Regions from separate parts of the Homo sapiens genome. Here all the other regions are linked to region 3. Evidence: chromatin loops called from intact Hi-C (ENCODE). Cell type or tissue: heart left ventricle. All regions are shown on one strand. Each heading gives the region's core, and the rest is flanking DNA. Links, peaks and the distances in the headings are about the cores only. Region 1 overlaps TMEM120B (transmembrane protein 120B). Region 2 overlaps SETD1B (SET domain containing 1B, histone lysine methyltransferase). Region 3 has its middle 16 kb from the start of TMEM120B.

Evidence for each region. Peaks named below come from ENCODE experiments on the same cell type or tissue, not always from the same donor. Only the 100,000 strongest peaks of a DNase experiment are listed, where the experiment ranks them.
Region 1: a loop joins it to region 3, with 9 times the contacts of the local background. A loop is called at or near these places in 104 of 110 quality-filtered maps.
Region 2: a loop joins it to region 3, with 5 times the contacts of the local background. A loop is called at or near these places in 13 of 110 quality-filtered maps.

Annotation. Positions count from the first base shown.
Region 1 is chr12:121,769,711-121,777,189 of GRCh38, reverse strand. TMEM120B (transmembrane protein 120B) reads right to left here. Exons shown (of 12, transcript NM_001080825.2): 7 at 6,218-6,283; 8 at 5,641-5,702; 9 at 3,677-3,769; 10 at 2,468-2,532; 11 at 2,060-2,128; 12 at 1-1,581. The coding sequence ends at 1,468. Among named protein-coding and RNA genes, the nearest start is that of RHOF, 20 kb to the left of the region's middle. RefSeq lists silencers at 1,913-2,207, 3,859-3,908 and an enhancer at 6,596-7,108. In heart left ventricle, for the core only: CTCF peaks have their summits at 3,570 and 3,776 (motif pointing right); a DNase peak (open chromatin) is centred at 3,789; H3K27ac peaks cover 964 bases.
Region 2 is chr12:121,808,485-121,815,963 of GRCh38, reverse strand. It overlaps SETD1B (SET domain containing 1B, histone lysine methyltransferase), which reads right to left. Exons shown (of 17, transcript NM_001353345.2): 6 at 5,129-6,361; 7 at 1,034-1,858. Among named protein-coding and RNA genes, the nearest start is that of SETD1B, 8.2 kb to the right of the region's middle. RefSeq lists enhancers at 1,358-1,864, 4,167-4,779, 4,824-5,633 and silencers at 3,383-3,472, 3,613-3,932. In heart left ventricle, for the core only: CTCF peaks have their summits at 3,577 and 3,807 (motif pointing right); DNase peaks (open chromatin) are centred at 2,835, 3,373, 3,843, 4,367 and 1 weaker place; H3K4me3 peaks cover 2,172 bases; H3K27ac peaks cover 1,185 bases.
Region 3 is chr12:121,693,780-121,700,455 of GRCh38, reverse strand. No RefSeq gene overlaps it. Among named protein-coding and RNA genes, the nearest start is that of TMEM120B, 16 kb to the left of the region's middle. In heart left ventricle, for the core only: CTCF peaks have their summits at 2,968 and 3,168 (motif pointing left); no DNase peak of the experiment used is centred there.

The DNA.
Region 1 (7,479 bases), core at 1,527-6,526, 76 kb before region 3:
GACTATCCTGGCAAACATGGTGAAACCCTGTCTCTACTAAAAATACAAAACAAAACAAAACAAAACAAAAGCCAGGCATGGTGGCACGCGCCTGTAGTCCCAGTTACTCGGGAGGCTGAGGCAGGAGAATCACTTGAACCTGGGAGGCAGAGGTTGCAGTGAGCTGAGATTGTGTCACTGCACTCCAGCCTGGGTAACAGATCGAGACTCCCATCTCAAAAAAAAAAAAAAAAAAGGAGCAGGGCATGGTGGTGTGTGATTGTGGTCCCAGCTACTCCAGAGGCTGAGGTGGGAGGATCCCTTGAGCCCTGGAGGCGGAGGCTACAGTGACCTATGATGCCACTGCACTCCCGCCTAGGCAACAGACCCTGTCTCAAAAAAAAAAAAAGTAATTAAAAATTTTAAAATTCCTTGAGGAGGGCTAAACAAGGCATGCCTGTGGGCACTGCTGTGAGGTCTGGCCTAGGGATTTGTAGGGCCACAGTTAGGGGGAGCTGAGGCCCATATATGAATGGTGGGGCAGAGCACTCAGCCAAACCTGGTGGCCTCTCTGCCTCCCGTCGAATGCAGAATCTCACCCAAGCGATGCCCAGTGGCTCTGACCCCGCCTCAGGGTGCGGCCCCTGGGGGTGAGCCTGCCAGGCACCCCCACCTCCCTCCCACAACATCCAGAAGCTCTGGGAAGGAGGGGGGAGGTGGTTCCCCTCCACAGGGGCCAAGGGTCTTGGTCCCACTCTCCAAGTACCTGCCACGACACTGCAGGAAGGTGGGCTGCAGGATGGGGGGGTCAGGGAACCCCGAAGCACAGACGGGAACGTCCTTGTCCCCTTGGACGACCCAGGGCCCGGGGCGCCCTCTGGTGGCGAATCTTCTCACAGCCTGACTCAGGATGCCCCCAGCGCTCCAGGGGCAAGAAGAGCACGAGGCAGACGCGGTGGGTCTCTGAGAACTTAAAATAACCCTCACCACGTGGCGGGGTGGGCGAGGAGGGGGCTCACAGCAGAAGCAGAGTGGCCCCGGGGTGGGGGCGCCACAGGACACTGAGGGTTCACACCACCCCAGCCTGGGCCTGGTAAGTAGCAGGTCAGCATAAATCCAACCCCGCGAGGCACATCCAAACCCCACCCAGAGGGGTTCAAATGACAGGAGTGGGAACAGAGGGGCTCCCTGAGGCTTCAGGCCCCATCCCCAGGAAGACTGGCCCGGCCTCAGCCACCTTCAAGCACAGGAGTGAGGCCTCGGGTTCCAGGGACGATGGGGGACCCAGCATTAAATATGTCATAAATAGGTGGGCGGACACTGTGCGGACAGGCGGGGCTCACATTCCTCTAGACCACTGGGGTCCACTGGGGGACCAGGGCCTGGGCCCTCTCCCAGCGATGCCACGGGCCTGAGAGGGCTGCTGGGAAGGAGCCCGGGAGCCCCCTGCAGTCTGAAGTCCGGGCCGAGGGCACAGGAGCCCGAGGCTCACGGCTGCTTTGTCTTGCCTCTGTTCTTCTGGAGCTTGGCATGCACGACTTTGAGCGTGGTCAGGAAGTTGCCGAGGAAGAGGATGAGGAAGGTGAACGCCAGTACGAACACCTGGGGGAGTCCAGAGAGGAGGGCGAGGCTGGGGCATCTGCCCTGCTGAACCCCTGCCCCCAGCACCCCAGAATCTCCAGCACAGCTGCCCCCAAACTCCCAAACTGCAGGGTTTTGCCATCGAAGGCAGAGATTCAGGAGACCTGGGGGAAGGGTGAGGCCTCAGGCTTGGGCAGGGCCTGGGAAGGGCTCGATGGGGCGAACCTCCTTGGGATCCACAGATTGGGAGAGGCTCCACCCCTAGCCCTTCCAGAAGCCTCCCGCCAAGCAGGCCCCCCACAACACCCCACACCTGCCAGCCCAGCCCGCCCCAGGAACCTCCCCACAGCACACCACACACACGCACACACCCCACCCCCACATCTGCCATCCCAGCCCTCCCCAGGAATCCGCACCCCAGCATGCCACACATACACCCCATCCCTGCCACCCCAGCCCTCCCGGGAACCTCCCCCGAGCATGCCCCCACCCCCCATACCTGCCATTCTCTGCATTCCTCGTGGCTGGAGAGCTCAAACAGCGTGACGGCATTGTAGAGCTGCCAGAACTGGAGAGGAAGGCAGGCGCTGCTCACCCACCAGACTCCCCTGGCCGGCCACGTAGAAAGCCAGGGTGATGGCCAGGCCCCTCACCCAACTTTGGGTATCAACTACCCACAACACTGACAGACACCCCCAAAATGAAATGCAGGCACCCGAGGCCAGGGCAGAGCTAGGTCAGTTCTGGCTCCTGCCTTGGCATCCCTGGGCCCAGAGGCTGCCCCGGCCCCAGGATGCTGTGGGCCCCAGCATGGGGACGGATGGAGAAGGAGGGCAAGGCCTGAAGACCTTCTGTTCCTGGGGGTCAGCCCAGACAGGAGATACCCACAAACTCCAGGGGGACTCACATGGCCACAGAAGAGGAAGGGCAGGAGAAAGGTGAGGCCCCGCCACATCCAGGACTGGAACCCTTCTGTGGAGAGGAGGGAAGAAAAAGGACCCGCTGAGGGGGTCCGCTGCCCCCACAGCTCCACCAGACGCCCACCCCCAGCCACACCAGTCACCCTAAGATGAGCCAGGGACAGTCACACATGCGGGGGGTCAGCCCTCACCTGTCATAGCTGGGTGGGCATTCACTATGACAATAGCAACCCTGTCACCTGGCCTGACTGCTCTCTCTCTTCAAGCCACCAAGAGCCAGGTGACAACACACAGACACTGGGCGCTATGTTGTTACTAATTTCTTTAATCTGCACAGGGTTTTGCATTTTATAATGAATTTTCACATGCATTAGTTCTATCGAGTCTTGAGACAGGAGGACCTACTTAGGAGAGTAATTTGATGGAAATGACTATGTCAAAAGACAGCAGAGTTGGCCAGGTGCAGTGGCCCACGCCTATAATCCCAGCACGTTGGGAGGCCAAGGTGGGCAGATCACTTGAGGCCAGCAGTTTGAGACCAGCCTGGCCAACAAGGTGAAACCCCATTTCTACTAAAAATACAAAAATTAGCCGGGCGTGGTGGCACATGCCTGTAATCCCAGCTACTCAGGAGGCTGAGGCGGGAGAATCACTTGAACCCGGGAGGCGGAGGTTGCAGTGAATAGAGATCGTGCCACTGCAATGCAGCCTGGGCAAGAGTGAGACTCCGTCTCAAAAAAAAAAAAAAAAAAAAAAAAGATAGCAGAGTTGTATTAAAAACAGTTTCCCCTGAAATTCTCAATGAGGTGTCTCCTCACTTTTCTGGCTGGCACTCCTATGGCTTCAGAGTGAGGCATGTCTCCCCCGTGTACATGCATTTATATACTTATACGTGTTGGTATGTAGACATGTTACACACAAATGGCTAATTTGTGTGTGTGTATTCTAGAACACACACAAAAAAATAGACACTTCCAGAGGCTGAGACAGAGGCCCTGCCCTCGGGGCCTGGTATGCAGCTGGCCTGGCACTTGGCAGCTGAAACAGAATCCAGGATGAATTCTGGAAGGCGCTTCGGATAAAGGGCAGCGGCCTGGCTCCGCTGTATGGGAGGTGCTCGCAGGGCTGCACTCCCGGTGTGGGGAGCTGGCAGGTCCAGTACCTGCCCCGGCTCCAACCCAGGCCCAGCTACTCACCCACTGTGAGATCCAGGTGGTTCCTCTCCCCCAGGGCCCGCAGCCGGTAGAGGCAGCCCCTCTGGTAATAATATTGCAGGAACTGGACGCAGCCTGCAGGGGGAGCACAGCACCTGGGCTCAGGGCCTGGTGTCCCCGGAAGACAGGGCCACACCTCTCTGCCCCAAGCACAGGCTGATGGGTCTTTACTGGGCAGAAGCAGAAAGGGTGCCCTGGTTACAACCCTCTCCCACGCCCACACACCACAAACAGACACACACACTCTGGTCTGAACCTGCTTTAGCCCTTATCCAGAACACAGAGAGAACACAGGTATGTGAGGACCCATCTAAGCCCCAACTAGATTTGAAACTTCTGGAATTTTCCATGCAGTAGACACTCAATAGATGCTTGCTGGAATGCAAGCTATGCCAGTGCTATGTTGGGAGCTCTGTGCAATGCTAAGACACAAGACAGAGTTCCATCCAATGGGATACTTCGTTGTTGCTAAAAATGAGGTGGTAATGACATGAAAAATAGCCATGATAAACTGTTAAAAATTCAAAAGGCAGGTTATAATAGTAAAGCTCTATGTACAGAAAGGTCCCATACTTGTAAAAGATACATAATGTAATACACACATGTATATACCTATTTATGAATAAAAACTTTTGAGAGGACATAGATCTTAACTAACGTCACCTCTAGGGTGGGCTGATATACAATTTCCATTCTTGGCTTTATACATTTGTATTTGTTTGCAAGCAGGTTTTAACTTAAAATGTAGGTTGTAGTATCTGAAAAGTCAATACAGCCAGGCGTGATGGCTCATGCCTGTAATCCCAACACTTTGGGAAGCCAAGGCAGGCAGATCCCTTGAGGCCAGGAGTTCAAGACCAGCCTGGCCAACTGGTGAAATCTCATCTCTACCAAAATACAAAAAGTAACCAGGCATGGTGGCAGGCACCTGTAATCCCAGCTACTTGGCAGGAGAATCGCTTGAACCGGGAGGTGGAGGTTGCAGTGAGCCGAGATCACAACACCGCACTCCAGCCTGGGTGACAGACAGAAACTCCATCTCAAAAAAAAAAAAAAAGAAAGAAACGGTACGGCGTGGTGGCTCATGCCTGTAATCCCAACACTTTGGGTGGCAGAGGTGGGTGGACCACCTGAGGTCAGGAGTTCCAGACCACCCTGACCAACATGGTGAAATCTCATCTTTATTAAAAATAAAAAAAATTAGCTGGGCGTGGTGGTGCGCACCTGTAGTCCCAGCCACCCGGGAGGCTGAGGCAGAAGAATCGTTTGAACCCAGGAGGCGGAGGTTGCAGTGAGCCAAGATCGCGCCACTGCACTCCAGCCTGGGCAACAGAGCAAGACTCCATCAGAAAGAAAGAAAGAAAGAGAGAAAGAGAGAGAGAGAGAAAGAGAGAAAGAGAGAGAGAGAGAAAGAGAAAGAAAGAAAAAGAAAGGAAGAAAAAGAAAGAAAGAAAGAGAAAGAAAGAAAGGGAAAGAAAGGCAATACACACATGGGATAAAATTTAAAGGGAACAAACAGGTTGGTGAAAAGTAAGACGCTCTCCCTGTCCCCAAGCATTCAAGCCCCCTTCCCCAGAGGCAACCCTTGGGACCAGTATACAAATCCAGAGCAATTTTCAGATGAGAAAAATAATATATATTTCCATTTGGAGGACTTATTTAGGACTGGAAAAAAGGCTGGTATCCCCAATGCTACTCAGTTCCCAAAGGTCACAGTTGGCAGGGTTCCAGCCTGGGGAAGGAGCAGGCAGTGCTGGGGGCTGGGAGGTGGGTGGAGCTGACCTGGGGCGGGGACAGCTCTCCTTCTGGATTTCTGGGACCCTCTCCCCCAGTCTGGTCTCCCTGCCACACAGGCAAGCACTGATTGATGTCAGCTGGGGCCCTCCCTTGGTGAAAGTCTCAGAAAACCATGTCCCTTCCCCCAAATCCAGGCAACAGTCACTCACTCTGAAAAATGGAAAATGCTAAGAACTGGTTGCGAAACTTCTGATAAATGGGTCCATTAGGCCTGGAGAGAAGGTAGGAAAAAACAAAGGTGGGGCCCACTATGAAATGAGACATTCCTCCCCGCCCCAACTCCATTCCAACCAGAAGAGGCGAAAAGGTGTATAAAGTCAAACTGAGGTCCAGACTTCCGCCCTTCTATCCCTGGGGCTGGGCGAGGTCATCCCATCTTCCTTTCTAGAAGCACAGGGGTCCACATGGCCGTGCAGAAGCGCTAACTCCCTGTGACCCCTCTGTCCTCCGCAGTCTCCTTCAGTGCCCAGCCTCACTCGCTCCCTCCAGCCTTGCAGCCCCGCTACCTCTGCCCTGGCCAGGGACACCCGAAACCATTCCCTGGAGAACCCCTCACGGGCTGGGTGGGGCCCGCGCAGCCCGGCGCAGCTGCAGGCTCATACTTTCTTTCCCAAGTTGGCCCTGGAGCACACCCCCCACCGCTGTCTGGATCAGCCCCCTCCCCATTCCCGGGCCCCAGGCTCTACTCCCTGGGAGGCTGGAGGGGCCCAGCGAGGGGCTACTCACCAGGTCAGCATCACTCCGGACAGGAATGTGGAGACGTAGTGGTGAGACACCCACCAGCCTTTAATTCTCGGGAGAGGGAGAGAACGGAAAGTGCTCAGGAGGGGAGAGCAACGCAGGCATGTGTCTCGCTGAGGCCCCACCTATGCAGCAGGGGTTACTCTGCACTCAGAGACGGCTTCTTGGAGTAAGAAACAGACTGGAACCCTGACCGTGCCCTCCTCTCTGTCCCACAGGGCTGCACCATCCCACACAAACCAGCTGCAGATTAGCCTGGACTCCCACTTGGGCTTCCAGTGGTTTCCAGCAACCCTCAGAGCACACCCCTAGCCTCACCTGCCTTCAAGCCTCACTCCTGTCCTCCCCACCTGGTCCTCTCCCCAGCACGCGGGCGCTCCAGGCACGGCTCCTGTCCTCCCCACCAGGTCTTCTCCCCAGCACGCAGGCCCTCCAGGAATGTGGGCTCTCCTAGAACCCGCCAAGCCTGCCTGCTGCCACCTCAGGGCCTCCTACAGACTGAATAGTGGCTCCAATTCCTGCACTGAAGCTGAGCCCCCCAGCACCTTAGAACGTCCGTGACTGTATTTGAAGACAGGGCCTTTGAAGAGGGGACTGAGGTAAAACAAGGTCACACTGGTGGGCCCTAGTCCAGTGTGACTGGTGTCTCTGCAAGAAGGGGAGAGACACCAGGGCTGTTTGTGCACAGAGAAAAGGCCACATGAGGACACACGGGGAGATGCCATCTGTGAGCCACAGAGAATGGTCTCAGGAGAAACCAGCCCCGCCAGTACCTCCATTCTAGACTTCCAGCACCAAACTGTGAGGAAATACACTCTGTGGCTTAGGACACTCGGCGGGCGGTACTTCCTACAGCTACACCCAGCGGGCTCACCCAGGGCCTTTGGACTTGCTGCTCTCTCTGCTCCAAGACCTTGACGTGCCTGGCTCCTCGTCCAAGTGCAAGCTTCAGACTAGCTGTCACCTCACAAAGGCCTCCTGACCGCCTTATCTGAACCAGCCTGATGGCCCCACTCGGATCACACTGCCCCACTTCACCTCCTTCATGGCATGGATCACTGTCTGCAATTACGTGCCTTTCTTCCTGTGATCTGCCCCCTCTCCCACCCCTATGTCACCTCTAGATTGAGCAGGGGTCTTGTCTCTATTGTTCACCAGTCTATCTGTGACCCTGGGTTCCAAGCAGCTGCTCAATAAATGTGTTGAATAAGCATGCATGTACACACACACACACACACACACGTTTT
Region 2 (7,479 bases), core at 1,356-6,355, 110 kb before region 3:
CCCAGCTACTTAGGACACTGAGGCAGGAGAATCGCTTGAACCCAGGAGGTGGAGGCTGCAGAGGGCTGAGATCACGCCATTGCACTCCAGCCAGGGTGACAGAGTGAGACTCCATCTCCGAAAAAAAAAAAAAAAAAAAAGAAAGAAAAGAAAATAGTAAGTAGGCCAGGAGCGGTGGCTGACGCATATAATCCCAGCCCAAAAGGCAGAGGATCACTTGAGCCTAGGAGTTCAAGACCAGCCTGGGCAACGTGGTGAAACTCTGTCTTTACAGAAAAACACACAAATTAGCTGGGTGTGGTGGTACATGCCTGTAGTCCCAGCTACTTGGAGGCTGAGGTGAGAGGATCCCTTGAGCACAGGGAGGTTGAGGGTGCAGTGAGCTATGATTGCGCCACTACACTCCAGCCTGGACGATACAGCGAGACCCTGTCTCAAAAAAACAAAAAAAGGAAAAAAGTGGTCCAAGACAGGGCTCCGTGTAAAAGGCGGCATGAGGGGAGGTGAGGGGAGTCAAGTTCAAAGGGAGTCGCAGCTGTGAGCTGTCTGCAATGGGCGGGGGGGGCAGTCTGCACCAGCTATCCTGTGTACTACCACTAGGCACCTGTGGCTCCCGAGCACTTGAAATGTGGCATGTACAAAGGAGGAGTTTTAATTTTACTCTGTTTTAATTCATTTAAGTTAATTTGCACATTTATTTTTAGAGATGGGCTCTTGCTATACTGCTCAGGCTGATCTTGAACTCCTAGGCTCAAGCAATCCTCCCACCTCAGCCTCCCAAAGTGCTGGGATTAAAGGTGTACGCCACCATGCCTGGCCACTCATTTAAATTCAAAGAGCCGTGTGCATCTAGTGGCTGCTGAAGTGGAGCACAGTTTGCGGAACTTTGAAAGTGGCCACATGAAATGGAGCTCCCATAGTGGGGTCCACGGCAGCGTTTCCAGTTAACAGTCTCAGGGAAAGAGGAGGTGCCCGGCTGGGGACCTGCCCCCCTCCACAGCCACCCTGCAGAGCCCTGCACCCACCCACCCACCTTGGCCATCCGCTCCTTCTTGTCCCACCACTCGTCAAAGGCCCGGAAAGCCACCACTTCCACCATCTTGCGGTTCAGGTCACGCTTCATGATGGCCTTGAGTTCTTTGAGGACCACCAGCAGGACGCCATCCACCGTGGCTTTGTGTGGGTCCTCCTGGCGTGGCATGTAGCCTGGTGGAGGCACTGACGGGTCAAACTTGGGCAGTGGTGGCCAGTGCTGCCCGCGGCCTGGGCCGGAGTTGCTCAGGGAGAAGGGGCCCCGGTAGGGCGGCAGGTTGACAAACTGGAGCCCAGCTGAGGCAGCGGCGGCCGCAGCGGCCATGAAGGGCGGGTAGGGGCAGGCGCCCTGGCCCGTCATCAGCCGGCTGAGCACCTGCGTTTGCATCTGGAAGGACATGGGCATGCCGCCCCACTGGCCACCCAGCACGTGGCTCATGTCCACCTGCATCACAGGGAACAGGCCCGGCGGAAAGGGGGGCAGTGGTGGCAGGATGGGTGGGGGCGGGACTCCAGGCGGCGCTGGCAAGGGTGGTGGGGGCACTGTCACAGCAGGGTGGGCTGGAGGGGGTGGGGGCGGCGGTGGGGGCAGCGGTGGGGGCATGGGGAAGCCAGGCTGCGGTGGGGGTGGTGGTGGTGGGGGGGGCAGCGGGGGGAAGCCAGGTGGCGGGGGCAGCGGCAGGGTTGGGGCTAGCACAGAAGGGGCTGCCACGGCTGCCGCTCCTGGGGTCACCACCATGGGCTTGGGGCAGTCAGCGCTGGTGATGGGGGCCGAGGGCATCTCGTCATCCGAGATCTCCATGTCCTCGCCTGAGGACTGCTGGCCCTGCAGAGAGAGCAGGGAGAGACAGTGAGGTGAGTCTGGAAGGCCAAGGGGCTCTCGGAGTCCCCTCTGCAAGACTAGCAATCAGTGGCACTCCCAGCTGTGTGACCCAGTGCAAGCCATTCAGCCTCTCCAAGCCTCAGCGTCTTCATTTGCAAAATGGGCATCATAGTCCCTGCCTCATGGAGTTACCACTAGAATTCATTCATTCATTCCAATTCAACAAACATTTGCTCAGTACCTGTGTGCCAGGCACTGGTCTAGGTGCTGGGGACACAAAGTTGAAGAGGCAGGCAAACATCTTACTCTTGTGGAGCGGAGCCAGCAGGAAAAGGCAAAAGGATGATGAGGGTGAATACGGGAAACGTGAGGGAGAGAAAGAAGGCAGGGAGACGGGTGGGGCACAGAGGATGAAACTGTTGCAATTTCAGAGATTCTGTTGCAACTTGTGTGCAGAAATAGTTGCCACTTCCATAGTGTCTCTTATGTGCCAGGGCCTTTCTAAACGCTCCACATTTATTAACTCAGCTAATCCTCAGAACAGCCCTATTTTCAACTCCATTTTTGCCCCACGAGGAAACTGGGGCACAGAGAATTTAAGTAACCTGCCCAAGGCCACACAGCCAAGAAGAGATGGAGCCGGGATTTGAACCAGGAAGTGGTTCTGCAGCCTGTGCTCTCAGTCACCCTGCTGTCCTCACTCTGCGGCAGACGGCCAGGCAGGAAAGGTGACATTGGAGCGGGGGTTTAGCAGCACTAAGGCCCATAAACAGGAAGTGTGTTGTTATTTATTTTTCCTTGATTACTCTTTTCACCTAGTCTCGTGACTGCACAATCAGTGTGGGCCCGCGTGGGGCTAAGCGCTGCAGACGGCTGCCTCATTTTTTATCCGAAAGATAACCTCACAGGGCGGGGGGCTCTGCTCCGACCCATTTGACAGTTAATAAACACACTCAGAGCCTCAGCCGTGGCCCCGCGGCACAGCCAGTCAGAAGAAGGTCTGGAGCCCAGGACCTGCCCAGTGCGGGGCTGCAGCTGGGATCCAGGGCGGTGGTGAGGGGTAAATGTGGGAGGTGTCAAGGATGGGCGTGGGGCTTTAGGGAGCCGAGTGGACAGGTCTGGACTTGGGGTGGGGGGACCTTTGAAGGCTGAGGGGGAGTGGGGGTGGAGGTGGAGTCTGTGCAAGTTGCAAGATCAGAGGTCAGACTACAGGTGAGGAAGGCCTCAGAGGAAAACTGCAGGTAGCGGGGTAGGAGGACGGAGACTACCCAAACTAAGGCAGCGGCAGGAAGCTCTGGACTTTACCAGGTCCCCTCTGTGCACACATACACACACACACACGCACGCACGCACACACTCTCCTTCTCAGGATCCCCATGCACATCAAGAAGAGACAGACGGGCTCGGGTGGATCCTCAGAGAGCACTCCCCAGATCAGTCCTGGACAGAGCCGAGCACAGCGCGCCGCGGCACACAGAGGGTTAACCCGGGCCGCCGCCGCCAGCCAATCACAGGGAGGCAGATCCTGCGCTCCAGCCCCGGCCGGCCCTGCCCCTCCCTCTGCCCAGCAGTCTCGGGGTGAGAAGCGGCAGGAATTTGCTGAGAACTGGGAGTCCAGCAGGCCTGGCGGTGCCGGGAGCATCCTGTGCGGCACCTCACTTAAGCTGAGGTCCTGTGCTGCAGGGACTCTCACAGGCCCATTTGGCAGATGACGAAACTGAGACTCAGAAAGGCAAAAGTGCCTTTTCCAGGGTCACATAACCAGTAAGTGACTTGGCAGGACTCAAGAACTTGAGCCTGAACTTTTAACGACCAGCCACTGTTTAGAAGAAAAGCCCCCCCTGCACCCTCGGCTGGCCCCGCCTGCGCCGCTCCCCCACCTAGGATGGGACGGGGTCCAGCTCCCCGCACTGCGCGCGGCCGCAGAAAGCCCAGGCGCTATTCCCCGGCGCCAGCAGGGGGCGCCCGCGGGCCGGCCCGGAGCTTCCCGGCACTCGGCGACTCCCTGCGCTGGCGGCCGGGCAGTCCCAGACCCTCGCTCCCGGGGCCTCAGCCTGCCTTTCGCTCCAGCCACTGCGGGCCTCTCAGCCCTGGACCGTGGTCAGCATGGTAAACACTCCTCACCCCAGGCAGCCTAGACGGAGCGGAGGAGACGGGTGCCAGGGCCGGCGGCCCCCCTACAGCTGCACACCTGTCAACGCCCCCTGCCAAGGCCCCCTGCCTGGACCCCTTGATGCCAGAAACCACTTCCCCAGAACTGCTTGGAGGCCCCCTGGAGCCCCAGCCACCTGCAGCACCCTCCCAGGCAAGCCAAGTTCCTCTCGTTCCTCCCTGATGCAGCCAGACCCGCCTAATCAAAGGGCCCAAGAAGGGGGCAGTCCTCCTCCCCTCCGCCCACAGGGACGCAGAGCTCTGTCTAAGCCCCTGACTGCCCATGCCCACCGGGACTACGGCTCCAAGGCAGGTGCCTGGACCGAGAAGGAGGAGTGGAGCCAAGGAAGATGACCCAACACCCTCCCAGGGGAACCTGGCACGTGGCACCCTCACCCCCAACCCCTGGGCGGGACTTCCTGAGGCTGGAGGTTTAGGCAACGAGACCCCATGACCTGAGGAGAGGGTGGGGGATGGTCAACTTTGCCTTTTTCTGGCTACATGGCACCCCACCCCCACCCCAAGTTAGCTCTTAACTCCTTCATCCCTGGAGCCAGTGGGAGAAGAAGGGAAACCAGCACCCTCCCTGTCTGCCATGGTTTCCCCCTCTTCAGAGGGCACCAGGCTCTAGGAGACAATGCTCCGGGGCTTCACCCCACTTAGCCCAGCACAGTATTCTGGCCAATCTCTCTCCTCCCCTCTGCCTGAGGGCCAGGACTCTCCCTGATCATTCCCAAGCCACGCAACAGACAAGGGGACCAAGAGCCATCCCCACAGCTCATACTCTCTGAACTCTCAGCAAACGCCTACCAAAGCAGCTCAGGCCAGAATTTATCCCTAGGAAAAGCTGACTTCTTACCTAACAAGGAGAGCATCAGAACTAGGCCATGCTTTCCTTCTCTCCACGGCTGCTAGGGAGCTCATTGCCAAACCAATTGCTCAATCACAGCCCCTGGTGTTTTCTGCATCCCCTTTTTATTCTGTAAGTTCCACCTGTTATATTGGCTTTCCTAGCCCCATTGCTTCCGCATCTTAGCTAGTCATGCTAAATGCTTGAAGGGGGAAAGGGAGATACAAGATAGACAAAACCAGTCCCAGACAGATGGACAGACACGGTGGTACCTCATCCATCTTCTCTGAGGTCGGGGTTCTGTCTCCAACCAGGTCCAAGGCCACCTCAGCTGTCTGGCTCAGAAGCCCAGCAGGGTCCGGGGGGCCTGGCTCAGGTGGAGGCCGAGGCCCAAGGCCCAGGTCGAGCTCCTCGTCCTCGTCGGAGTCTGGGAGGGGTGTTGGGCTGATATCCTCCAGGCCGGTGCTGGAGGGGCGTGACGAGGGGGGCGTGGGGCCCCGGAAGCCTGGCTGGGAGTTGGTGCCAAAGGGGGCCAGTGGGGAGAGCTGGGAGGAGGAGGAGGAGATGGGGCTGCCCTCCATCTGCAGCTCGGTGTCCGAGTCCGGCTCCCTCAGGAAGAGCAGCTTGGTGCGCTGCTCCTTCAGCAGCATCTCGATGCGCGAGTCCAGGCTGTCGTGGGGTTTCTCTGGCCCTGCAGGGGACGACTCCAGCGTGGGCGTGCCAGGGCTGTCACAGGGCTCAGGACTCCAGCCGAAGGTGGGCCGGCCGCCCAGCTCCATGCTGTTGGTGTCGGGGGGCGGCGGGCCGGGTGGCGTGCCTGGCTTCTCCTTGGCCAGAGGCTCAGCAGGTGGCAGGGGTGGGGGCGCCGGTGCCCTCCGGAACTCCCCACTGTCGCGGGCCCCAAAAGCGGCTGTGGCGGTGGGCTCTTCCGGGGGTGGAGGGAAGTGGGCCACTGGGGTCTGATACGGAGAGAAAGCAGACTTGAATCCAGGAGCAGGGGTTGCTTGGGCGGGTGGTGGAGTGTGGGCAAATGTGGCTGAATCCTGTGGTTGAGCCTTGAACGGGGGACCGCTGCTGCCCCCAGTGCCGCCGACTGCTCCGAACGGGAGGTCCGAGGAACCCCGGAAAGCGGCTGTGGCCCCGGCCACCGCAGTGACCGCGGGAGAATTGTGTACATAATGATGTTCGTGGCGGCGGTTGTAGGCGTCCGTGAACTTGCTCTCGTGGCGCCGGGCCTTGAAGGTCACTGCAGGGTCCTGGCTGAAGAGGTATGAGGGTGTGGGCTGGCGGCTGGAGTAGCTGGAGTCCTGTGAGAAAGGGGTGCCCAGGCGCGGTGTGAGCGGGGTGCCCTGTCCATAGGAGTTGGGTGTGTCCAGGCGGCAGCTGGAATAAGCTGTGTCCTGGGAGAAGGGTGTCCCACCGCTATTGGGGGTGACAGAGGAGGAGCCGGAGCCACAGCCTGCAGACAGGCCTCCATCCTTGAGGCGCTTCAGGGCATCTGACAGCTAAGGAGAGACAGAGATGTCAGACCACTGGGGGAAAACATGCAATGGAACAGGGCTATTTTCCCTTCTCACTCTGGCTGCTGGGAAGCTCAGAGCCAAACTGCTCTAGAACTGCAGCATAAGGAATGGAAGTGGGGGAGATTGAGGAGGAGTGTCAGGATGGTACTAACTTTTTCTCTAATCTTAGGGGTAGCCAAATATGTTCAGGGAACCTTGAGGGTCATTCCTAATTCCAGAGGAGGCAGAGAAAAAAGAAGACTGTAACATCTTGGTTTAGGCTGGGATTTTCTTTCTGCCTCAGGCTGTCAGAAATCAAAGACCTTCCAGGCAGGATTATGACCAAGAACTACAATCTTGTGCACGAGAGGATGGCCAAGGGCTTTGTCCTCCTAGTCACCCAGTGCTTTAGGATTTAAAGTGATAAACAGAGGCCAGGCGTGGTGGCTCATGACTGTAACCCCAGCACTTTGGGAAGCCGAGGCAGGTGGATCACTTGAGGTCAGGAGTTCAAGACCAGCCTGGACAACATGGTGAAACCCCACCTCTACTAACCAAAAATATAAAAATTAGCCAGGTGTGGTGGCGTGTGCCTGTAATCCCAGCTACTCAGGAGGCTGAGGCAAGAGAATCACTTGAGCCCAGGAGGTGGAGCTTGCAGTGAGCTGAGATCGCACCACTGCACTCCAGCCTGGGGACAGACTGAGACTCTGTCTCAAAAAAATAAATAAAACAAAAAAAAAGTGATGAACAGGCCAGTGGCAGCTAGTCAGCCTGATGCCAGGGAGGAGCTGGCATGAGACTCGCCCCACGCGAGAGTTGTCCCTGTGTCCTGGAAGGCAGTGGTTTGGAAGGAGTCAGCCTTGCTCTGGAAGGCAGGGCATGAACTCTGGTTTCTGGGTTTAGGGGTAGTGGCATGCCCAGGACACCAGACACTAAGGACCCCGGAAACAGCAATGTTTGGCATCAACGTGGAAAAGCGGGCCAGGGCAGGCTCTGGGTCTGTGGGAATCACAGCCTGTGCTGGGGAGGGGAGAAGCCACAGGAAACAGAACCAATCCCATGGAGCCCTACTGCAGGAGCACTTGGGAAAATGGGGCTCTAGGCCCTGCTCCCAATTG
Region 3 (6,676 bases), core at 442-5,441:
CCTTGAACTTCCAAAGTGCTGGGATTGAAGGCATGAGCCACCACGCCCAGACGATATTTGTGTTTTTTAAATTTTTTATTTTTTTATTTTTTGAGACGGAGTCTCTCTCTTTTGCCCAGGCCGGACTGCTGCAGTGGCGCTATCTTGGCTCACTGCAAGCTCCGCCTCCCGGGTTCACGCCATTCTCCTGCCTCAGCTTCCCGTATTTGTGTTTTTTAAAAAATAAATGTTTTGGGCAGGGCGAGGTGGCTCACGCCTGTAATCCCAGCACTTTGGGAGGCCGAGGCGGGCGGACCCCGAGGTCAGGAGATCCAGACCATCCTGGCTAACACGATGAAACCCCGTCTCTACTAAAAACACAAAAAATTAGCCGGGCGTGGTGACGGGCACCTGTATTCCCAGCTACTTGGGAGGCTGAGGCAGGAGAATGGCGTGAACCCGGGAGGCGGAGCTTGCAGTGAGCCGAGATCGCACTACCGCACTCCAGCCTGGGTGAGAGAGCGAGACTCCATCTCAGATAGATAGATAAATAAATAAATAAATAAATGTTTTGGTCAGGCACAGTGGCTCATGCCTGTAATCCCAGCACTTTGGGAGGCTGAGAGGATAGATCACTTGAGGTCAGGAGTTTGAGACCAGCCTGGCCAACATGGTGAAACCCCATCTCTATTAAAAATACAAAATTAGCCGGGCGTGGTGGCGCATGCCTGTAATCCCAGCTACTTGGGAGGCTGAGGCAGGAGAATTGCTTGAACCTGGGAGGTGGAGGTTGCAGTGAGCCAAGATCTCACCACTACCCTCCAGCCTGGACGACAGAGCGAGACTCTGTCTGCAAAAAAAAAAAAAAAAAAAAAAAAAAAAAAGGAAGCAATAAAGATAACACCTGTATTAAGATATCATTTACCCCTTTAAGTTGGTTTTAAAAGCAATAATTCAGTGGTTTTTAGTAAATTCATAGGTTATACAACCACTACCATGACCTAACTCCAGGACATTTTCATCATGCTCCCCCAAAAAACCTCATACCCATTAACAGTCACTCCTTTACCATCAGCTCCTGGAAGCCACTAATCTACTTTCTCTATAGAGATTTGCCTATTCTGGCCGGGCACGATGGCTCACGCCTATAATCCCAGCACTGTGGGAGGCCGATATAGGCGGATCATGAGGTCAGGAGATCGAGACCATCCTGGCTAACACGGTGAAACCCTGTCTCTACTAAAAAAAATACAACAAAAATTAGCCGGGCATGGTGGCGGGCGCCTGTAGCCCCAGCTACTCTGGAGGCTGAGGCAGGAGAATGGTGTGAACCCAGGAGGCAGAGCTTGCAGTGAGCCGACATTGCGCCACTGCACTCCAGCCTGGGCGACAGAGCAAGACTCCATCCCAAAAAAAAAAAAAAAAAAAAAAAAAAGATTTGCCTATTCTGGACATTTCATATGAATGGAGTCTTACTATGTATGGTCTTTGGTGACTTTTGTAGAGCTGAATCTCACCATGCTGCCTAGCCTGGTCTCAAACTACTGGGCTCAAGCAATCCTCCAGCCTCAGCCTTTCCCAAAGTGCTGGGATTACGGGCATGAGCCACCATGCCCACCCTCCAATGGCATCCTTTATATTTTTCTTTCTTTTTTTTTTTTTTTGAGACGGAATTTCACTCTTGTTACCCAGGCTGGAGTGCAATGGCACAATCACGGCTCACCGCAACCTCCGCGTCCCAGGTTCAAGCAATTCTCCTGCCTCAGCCTCCCGAGTAGCTGGGATTACAGGCATGCGCCACCACGCCCGGCTAATTTTGTATTTTTAGTAGAGACGGAGTTTCTCCATGTTGGTCAGGCTGGTCTCGAATTCCCGACCTCAGGTGATCTGCCGCCTTGGCCTCCCAAAGTGCTGGGATTACAGGCATGAGCCACCGCGCCCGGCCGGCATCCTTTATAGCAAAGGATCCAATCCAAGATTCTCCATCACATTCAGGTGTCATGTCTCTTTGGCTGCCTGTAATATGAAACAGTTCTTCGATCTTTTTTTTTTTTTTTTTTGTCACCTAGGCTGGAGTGCAGTGGCGCGATCTTGGCTCACTGTAAGCTCCGCCTCCCGGGTTCACACCATTCTCCTGCCTCAGCCTCCGGAGTAGCTGGGACTACAGGTGCCCACCACCGCACCCGGCTAATTTTTTGTATTTTTAGTAGACACGGGGTTTCACTGTGTTAGCCAGGATAGTCTCGATCTCCTGACCTTGTGATACATCCGCCTCGGCCTTCCAAAGTGCTGGGATTTACAGGCATGAGCCACCGCGCCTGGCCTTTTTTTTTTTTTTTTTGAGATGGAGTCTTGCTCTGTTGCCCAGGATAGACAGGATGGAATGTGATGGCATTCCATGATCTTGGCTCACTGCAACCTCCGCCTCCCAGGTCAAGAGATTCTCATGCCTCAGCCTCCTAAATAGCTGGGATTACAGGTGCCCACCACCACACCCAGCTAATTTTTTCCTTTTTTGATAGTGACAGGGTTTCACCATGTTGGCCAGGCTGGTTTCCAACTCCTGACCTCAGGTGATCCACTGGCCTCAGCCTCTTAAAGTGCTGGGATTACAGGCATGAGCCACTGTGCCTGGCCTCCTTATTGTATTTATTTATCCAATCATCACACCTGATACATAACCCATCTCCCATCACTGCCACCACCCTCTTCCCAGTTTTTGCATCCTCCCTCCTGCCCCAAATAAATGTATCTTAATGAAAGGGATGATGAGAATGATTTTTTTGGCTTGGTGTCCAAATTTAAAGTTTTAGCCAACATGGTGAAACCCCATCTCTAGTAAAGATACCAAAATTAGCCGGGCATGGTGCGGGCGCCTGTAATCCCAGCTACTCATGAGGCTGAGGCAGGAGAATCGCTTGACCCCAGGAGGCAGAGTTTGCAGTGAGCCAAGATCACGCCACTGTACTCTAGCCTGGGCAACAGAGCGAGATCCATCTCAAAAAAAATAAAATGAAAGTTTTCCAATGAGGCCCTGTTTACCAGGTTATTTTCTATTATGGCAGATATGGCTGGGAAATTTATAAGAAATGTTTTCCAATGACCAGGTAAAGGGCTGGCTGCTGCTTACGTTTTTGTTTTGATTTGCTTTTTGGGCTACAAGATTAAATCTTATTTTATTCTGCCACCTGCTGGCAACATCTTGAAATTTCTTTCATCTAACAAAAGGCGAAACGTTTGTTGAAGATTTATTAACAAATATTATTTTTCCATTTTTCTCACAATCTGAAAACCTACCACTCAAAGAAAAACTCACTGATATGATTAGATGGTGTAAACATTCATCCTTATTCATCTTTGATAAGGCAAAACATTTGCTTTCCAAATTTTCCACAGTAATAATGTGAAACAGTAATAATCTTTTGTGCATAAAATGTACGGATGTAGGCCGGGCATGGTGGTTCACGCCTGTAATCTCAGCACTTTGGGAGGCCGAGGCGGGTGGATTACAAGGTCAGGAGATCGAGACCATTCTGGCTAACACAGTGAAACCCCGTCTCTACTAAAAATACAAAAAATTAGCCGGGCGTGGTGGTGGGCGCCTGTAGTCCCAGCTACTCGGGAGGCTGAGGCAGGAGAATGGCGTGAACCCGGGAGGTGGAGCTTGCAGTGAGCTGAGATCACGCCACTGCACTCCAGCTTGGGTGACAGAGCGAGACTCCATCTCAAAAAAAAAAAAAAAATGTACAGATGTAATTTAAATAATAATTACAAAGTCAATCTGTGTAACTGACCCAGGTCAAGAAGAAGACATTGCCATCATTCTTTTCTTTTTTTTTTTAGATGGAGTTTTGCCCTTGTTCCCCAGGCTGGAGTACAGTGGCCTGATCTCGGCTCTCTGCAACCTCTGCCTCCAGGGTTCAAAGGATTCTCCTGCTCAGCCTCCCAAGTAGCTGAGATTACAGGCACCCACCACCATGCCCAGCTAATTTTTGTATTTTTGTAGAGATGGTATTTCACCATATTGGCCAGGCTGGTCTCAAACTCCTTACCTCAAGTGATCCTCCCACCTTGGCCTCCCAAGGTGCTGGGATTACAGGTGTGAGCCACTGGGCCTGGCCATGCCATCGCTTTAAATGACCAATGTCCCTCTTCTCCGATCCTGGCTCTCTCTCTCTTCCCCTCAAAGGATTACCCTGACTTTGGGAATAATCATTTGAGTATATACTGCTTTTGTAATCAGAAAATAACTAAAGTATTAATTGTTCAAATTAATCATATAAAAATTTTGATGTGGCGATTTAATCTGGAAATTTACATGGTTATTTCTGCATTTAACAAAGACATCCTGAGTTCAACATCATTAATTATTAGGGAAATGCAAATCGGATCAGAGTGATCTCACTCACTAGAATAGCTAAAGTTAAAAAGACAATCATAAATGTTAAAGATGTGGAGAAATTAAGACCCTCACGTATTACCGATGGGAATGTGAAATGGTGCAGCCACTTCGGAAGACAGTTTGGCAGTTCCTCAAAATATGAAACACCGTTACCATACGACAGAGCGATTCCACTTCTGGGTGTAGCACCAAACGAAATGAAACATTATGTCCACACAAAAACTTGTACACAAATGTTGATACTAGCATTATTCCTAAAAGCCAAAAAGTGGAAACAATGCAAGTGTCCATCCACTGATGAATGAATAAACAAAATGTGATCTACCGCACAATGGAATATGATTCAGCCATCCAACAGAATGATGTATTGACACAGGTTGTCACATGGAAAAACCTTGAAGACATCGTGGGAAGTGAAGGTCGTGCATCACAAAAGACTACATAGGGTATGATTCCACTTATAGGAAATGTCCAGAACAGGCAAATTCAGAGAGACAGAAAGCAGAGAAGTGCTTGCCAGGGGCTGGGGGAGTGGGGAAAGGAAGAGTGACAACTAATGGGTATCAGGTTCCTTTCGAAGTGATGAAAATATTCCAAAAGTAGATAGCGGTAGTGGTCGCACAACCCTGTGAATACCTTAAAAACCACTAGATTAGAATTACATATTATTATATAATTATATATATATATATATATATATATTTTTTTTTTTTTGAGACGGAGTCTTGCTCTGTCATCCAGGCTGAAGTGCAGTGGTGCGATCTCGGCTCACTGCAAGCTCCGCCTCCCAGGTTCGCACCATTCTCCTGCCTCAGCCTCCCAAGTAGCTGGGACTACAGGCGCCCACCACCACGCCTGGCTAATTTTTTATATTTTTAGTAGAGATGGGGTTTCGCCATGTCAGCCAGGATGGTCTCGATCTCCTGACCGCATGATCCACCCGCCTCGGCCTCCCAAAGTGCTGGGATTACAGGCATGAGCCACCGCACCTGGCCTCTTTTTTTCTTTTTTTGAGACAGAATCTCACTCTGTCACCCAGGCTGGAGTGCAGTGGCACGATCTCGGCTCACTGCAACCTCCGCCTCCCAGGTTCAAGTGATTCTTGTGCCTCAGCCTCCTGAATAGCTGGGACTACAGGTGTAAGCCACCATGCCCAGCTAATTTTTGTATCTTTAGTAGAGATGGGGTTTCACCATTTTGGCCAGGATGGTCTCGATCTATTGACCTCGTGATCTGCCCACCTCGGTCTCCCAAAGTGCTGGGAATTACAGGCGTGAGCCACCAGGCCTGGCCTTTTAAAAAATATTTAATTTATTTATTTATTTGAGACAAGGTCTGTCTCTGTCGCCCAGGCTAGAGCACGGTGATGTGATCTCAGTTCACTGTATCCTTGACCTCCCAGGCTCAAGTGATCCTTTTACCTCAACTTCTCGAGTAGCTGGGACTACAAGTGCATGCCACCACACCCGGCTAATTTTTTACATTTTCTGTAGAGATGGCAGTCTCAGTATGTTGACCAGGCTGGTCTCAAAGCGATCCTCCTGTCTTGGCCTCCCAAAGTGCTGGGATTACAGGTGTGAGCTACTGCACCTGGCATATAATTATACATTAATCCCCACTTTCTCACTCTCCAGAAGCAACCACTATTGTGAACTTGGGGTATATCATTCTAGTTCAATTTATGTTCTTTTATATCTCATTATGTTGTGTACTGTTCATCTTGTAAATAAATTGTATACTAATCTATTACATTTAAAACAACAATGTGCTGAGACTTGCTTTTGTCAGCTTTTTTTTACATTTATATTTTCTCACGAAATAAGCATAGAGGAAAGCACAAAAACCATTATGTACAGTTTGTCAAGTAATAGTAAGCTGAACACCTAGGTACATACCACCCAGGTCATGAAATTAATCACTGCCAGAGCCCAGAATCCTGGAACATGCAGACTCTCAGCCTTGGCCTCCTTCTTTCCCCCAGACGTAACCACAGCCTTGCTTTTCTGGTAATTTAGTTGCTTTTCTTTGTAGTTTTACCACTTATATTTATTTTTCCTGGTTTGGATCTTTTATTTTTAAAGTTATGTATGAACATAATTATTTTTATTTATTTATTTATTTATTTTTTGAGATGGAGTCTTGCTCTGTTGCCTAGGCTGGAGTGCAATGGTGCCATCTCAGTTCACTGCAACCTCCACCTCCTGGGTTCAAGTGATTCTCCTGCCTCAGCCTCCTGAGTAGCTGGAATTACAAGCGCATGCCACCACGCCAATTTTTGTATTTTTAGTAGAGACA